2 separate regions of the Homo sapiens genome follow, and region 2 is linked to region 1. The links are chromatin loops, found by intact Hi-C in ENCODE. Cell type or tissue: B cell. All regions are shown on one strand.

The links. A loop is a pair of places that touch in the nucleus more often than their neighbours do. Peaks named below come from ENCODE experiments on the same cell type or tissue, not always from the same donor. Only the 100,000 strongest peaks of a DNase experiment are listed, where the experiment ranks them.
Region 2: a loop joins it to region 1, with 2.5 times the contacts of the local background. A loop is called at or near these places in 5 of 110 quality-filtered maps.

Annotation. Positions count from the first base shown.
Region 1 is chr6:14,728,504-14,731,003 of GRCh38, forward strand. No RefSeq gene overlaps it. Among named protein-coding and RNA genes, the nearest start is that of LINC01108, 440 kb to the left of the region's middle. RefSeq lists an enhancer at 1,924-2,500. In B cell, no CTCF peak of the experiment used is centred here; DNase peaks (open chromatin) are centred at 898 and 1,248; H3K4me3 peaks cover 1,639 bases; H3K27ac peaks cover 2,500 bases.
Region 2 is chr6:14,633,769-14,636,268 of GRCh38, forward strand. The region is part of intron 2 of LOC101928354 (a long non-coding RNA gene); the gene reads right to left. Among named protein-coding and RNA genes, the nearest start is that of LINC01108, 350 kb to the left of the region's middle. In B cell, a CTCF peak has its summit at 1,345; a DNase peak (open chromatin) is centred at 1,643; H3K4me3 peaks cover 2,049 bases; H3K27ac peaks cover 2,269 bases.

The DNA.
Region 1 (2,500 bases):
GAGTAGTCCTTTGAACTCTGACGCTAAGCTTTAGTGCAATGTGGTGCATTGGGGGTTGTTTCCATTTCAGCTGTTTCTCCATATGCCAGAGAGGAGAGTCGTGCCTGGCAGGCCTGGGCCAGCAATATCTAGAACACAGGCCTGGCTCCAGGAGAAGCCAGAAGCCTCCCCTCCTCCATCATGGTCCCTCTGTATGTGGGCAGAGAAGGAGGAGGGGGATCAAGGATCCAGGAGGAGGATTTGGTGCCAGGGAGATGACTAAGGTCTGACGCAATCACCACACGCATGTGGGACTCGTGAGATAAACAGATCTGGAGGGGGAACCAGTGCTCCAGGCTTGACCTTGGGGTGCCTCCCAGCCCCCATCTCGGTCCCTAGGCCCATTTAAGATGGAAGGTGAACCAAGATGCCCTGAGTTCTCATTTTTCTCTCTCTTGCTGGTTTTCTCTTGTTTGACAAATCGAACCGAACCCCAAAGGAAAAAAATGGGAAGGAGGGAGGAGGACTCCTTCCCATGCAGATTTATGGCATTCTGGATGCAGCTTGCATTTGTCAGGCCAAAATGGTTAGGGTGGGCTAATAGAGTAGAATTACAGCTTCCTATAATAGGGAAAGTTAAATAGACAAGCTTTCCTACCCTGAAGAGAACGAGGCAGAGGTCAGTGCTACTGGCTTTGAACATGAATGGCCCCTTCCCCTCGGTTCCCTTTCACATGTGGCCTGGCAACAGTAGCAGACAGATGCGACACAAAGCCAGACACACCTGATTAACCATGAATACAACAGCTGTCGTTTCCCCACCACCACAGATACCCACACCCTCGTTCTTTCCGCTTAGTTTTTTCCCTTTCTTTCAGCTAAGCGTGAGGAAATCAAACCTACCATTAAAACTCAAGTTAGTGGGAGGGTGTCAGCAGCCGGGCCTTTGTTTCTCTGCTCACAGACATGTAATAGGTACCTTCAGGGTTGTCCTTTCATCTGAAAATGCGTTGTGGTCTCCCGCTGAGGGCTCAGTCAGCTCAAAACCTGAGCCCCCAGAAAGGCCAGCAGAGGGTGGGGGAAGATGAAGGTGGCCTGAATGGGGACGGAGAAAGTGGACTTTTCTGGGGCACCTGAGTTTGTCTCTCTTCTCCTCTCTCCTCCTTTCCATCCGCTTGCCTCCATCCAACTACCACTCCCTGCTGCTAAAAACATCCACCCTTAAGATGGACTGGCTGTTCTGAATTTATCAAGAGGAAGTGGAACTCAACGTAGCATTGTCTTTCTGCAGCTTGCTTATTTCACTCTATTCTGAGCTGGTCTTAACAAAGAAGAATCAGGTCAGGTGGCTTTAGGGGTTTTTCTATTTGCCTCTCTTAGGTAGACAAATCCTTGAGTTCAAGTTAACTTCCAAGACCTTGCAAATCAAACACAGGAGGGAATCTAAGTGTTGAACTGCAAATGATTTCTAACGACATGAACAAAATGTAATGTGACTATATGAGCTTCCGGAAACCTACAGAATGGTAATTACAGCCCAGAGTATGAATCTTGATTTTTCTTCAGGTGTTCTTTTTCGTATTGTTTTGTTTTGCTGGGCAATCTCAAATTAACCATTTGACCTCTGTAAGCCTACATTTCTACTGCTTAAAATGGTTCTCTCTTTTGTCAAAAAGTCCCTGAAGCTATTACAAAGAGACTAATAAAAACGATCAGAAATCTCTTTGCAAACACTAAAACTTATAATAATAGGATGGATAACTGGGTAACTTAATCTCATAAAAAGTCAACAATATCCCTTATTTTCTCACATAAATGAAAACATAAAGGAATAATTCAGGCTCTCATTTGAAGTCTCATGGTTTCTAATGAAGGCCCAGGTCCACTGTATACTTCTGCCTTCTACTAAGAACTCATGGAGATTTCCCACTCAAGATAATCAGGAAGAGGAAGTATAATGGAAATGTCTAGGAAATTTGGTGTCAGGTAACAGAGAAGTCCCCAGCATCACATTTGTGTAGGACATTGGAATTTGTTCTAGAACACAAAAGTATCCTCCGGTGGTTGGTAACTTTAGACTCATCTTCTAGCCAATTAGAGAACAGTCATATCCACTATCAAATCAACCCAGAGGTCCCATCTCAGAATAATGTGAAAAGGCCCTGTTCACTTTGCCGTCGAAACCATCTCACAACTCTTCTCCTAGTATCCAAATTTCTCTTTCTCTTGCTTCACAGAACTCACGGTTTAAGCAGAGCAAGCCTGTCTGTTTTCAATTCTTAACTTTTCACACATGGCAAACGAGTGGAACTTCTGAGCACTGCGATCATCTGGCTGATGAACAAGCTGTTTTCCATTTCTGGCAACAAATACTTCTGGCTTATCGTGACGGGATGAAAAGGGATGAAAATATACTCTGGTTGGATATTGTTGATAACATTTGTCATCTTTGCAGCTAAAAAAAGCTGGCTTAAAATTTTTTCCTTTGGTGTTGCAGAAAAATGGCAAAAGAAGCGACATC
Region 2 (2,500 bases), 95 kb before region 1:
CAGAGACACCTTTTAAAATTCATGGCCTTACTCTTCAGAGTTCAGAAACAGATCAGACTCCAAGATGAAAGCGTGGTTTACCCTTTCCCTGGTCCTGCCAGCCCCTTCCCATCTCCCATTCCACCCTCCTTTCCATGTCTCCTTCCCGCAGCTTTCCTTCCCCATTGTCCTCCAGGATATTTTGCATTTATCCTAGTTCTTAATCCACCTGCTTTCATCAACCAAAGCCAAAAGAACACTCCTTTGTTTCCAAAAAGAACATTCGCTCAGCTCGCAATGCAGGCCTGACTCTCAAAGGTATCTCCCTTTGTCAGGTAGGAAGGGCCACGAAAGGTGTGGCTGGGCAAAGGAGATAGAGCAGAGTTTTGAACTGAAAAGGAGGTGGGCGGCAAGGGGTGCAGTTCTCCTTTTTTTTCCAAGAAAGGCATTTGCTGAAGGGCCATCCACCTGAGTCGGGGGGGTGGGGGCGATCCAGGGGCGGGGCAGACAGGCTGGCAGCAGCAGCACATCCTGCCAAGATGAAAGAGCGATGTGTTTGCTTCTTGCCGCGAGTATAAGCAACAACAGAGATCCTCTCAGGAGAATTCCATCCCCAGACATCTCCTTGCAGCATCTCCCCTGTTGGGCCTTTACTAAGAGGCAGCACCTAGTGTCCTCACTGATGTGGGCACCAGGAAAGCTCGCTCTCCTCCCAGACACAGGCTGCCACACTCAAGGCACAGAGACTCTTCGCAGCCACAAGAAGTAAATGGAAGAGAAGCAAAGCCTGCTGACTTCAGGGGCATGGACCCAGTGGCCAGGATGACATGTCCAAGCCACAGAGGGAGAGTCTGCCCTGGGAATGAATGATTCCTTTTGGAAGGAATGATGGATAACACTTATCAAGAATTTATCTGTACCTGACACAGTTCTAAATTCTTCACCTATATCAGCTCACTTAACCCACAAAGCAACCTTATGTAGTACATCTCATTAGCCCCACGGTTAATCTGATGCACCAACTTAGCTAGGCCATGGGACCCAGATATTTGGTCAAACACCAGTGTAGGTATTGCTGTGCAGGTAATTTTTAGATGAGATTAACATTTACATCCGTAGTCTTTGAGCAAAGCAGGTTACCCTGAATAATGTGGGTGGGCCTCATCCAGTCAGTGGAAGGCCTTAAGAGAAATGACTGAGGTCCCCTGGGGAAGAGAGAACCTGCTTCAGAATACCTTCCCACTGGAACGCCATCAACTCCTCCCTGGGTCTCCAGCCTGCCCTGAACGTTTTGGACTTGCTAGTCTCCACAATCGCTTGAGCCAGTTTCTTAAAATAAATCTTCTTCTCCTCCTTCTCCTTCTCTAGTTCTTCTTTTTCTTTTCTCTTCTCGTCTCTTTTCTCTTCTCTTCTTCTTTTTTCTCTCCCTCTCTCATTCTCTCTCTCCACCCCACCCCCCACCCCCAACCTGTTGGTTCTGTTTCTCTGGAGAATCCTAATACACCTTACCTTACAGATGAGGAAACTGAGGTGCAAAGCAGTCAGCTGTTTTGCCCAAGATCTTGAGGCCAGTGAGTGTCCCAGGCAGGACTAGAATGCATGCTGCCTGGCCCCAGACCTGGCTCAGGTAACCAGACAGCCTGCTGCTTCCCTCAGCCACAGGAAGTGGCTCAGCCACAGGAAGTCACGGCTACCTCTCCATTCACAAACCAAAGAAGGTAGGAGGTGGAAGGAAAATGCATTAAAAGTAAAATTCAGCTGGGTCAATGGACAAGGACAGGATATAGACTATAAAACCAATGATATTTGTTTTCATTCTAGGCTTTATTTTGATATCTGTGACCTTAAGTGTGATTTACATCTCTCTGAGCCTCCATTTTCCTGATATGCAAAATACCATAAAAACTTTGCAAGGCTACTGAGGGATTAAATGGGATAATTTTATGTGCAAATAATATTTCCCAGGATATGAGTGAAATCACGTGGCTTGTGTGATTAAGACAACTGTTCCAAATTCTAGTGGCCTAAGTCCCCACTTGCTTGACTTACAAGAGATCCAGGTATTTACAGAAATAAATAACTCTCTCCAATAAGTTTCAGGTCCTCAAAGCTGCCAACCTGTGCCCCTGCTGCCCGTGTTCTCATCCCAGGGGTGGGGTCCCAACCATCTGAGTCCTCAGGGCCAGACAGTATAGCAGTCCCTTTCACGGAGCTCTCATCCACCTTGAGTTCCAATTGCTGATCAAAGCAATGCCCAGAGCAAAGCTGCACCCCCAGCAGGTGAAGGCTGGGCTACAAAGTGGGGTTCACTGCCCAGACCCTCCCCCTCTGGGCCAGCTAAGCATATCAGAACCCCTCTTGCTCATAGTGATGACTCACCAGGACCTCCCCTCCCTGTTCCCCATCGCTACCCACCCATCCATCAGATCTGTCACTGTACCCAAAGCCTAATGGTGAATGGGACTCGTGTGTTTCTCTCTCAGAGGGCTTCTCCACCCCCATGGAAATAAACATGTACAAA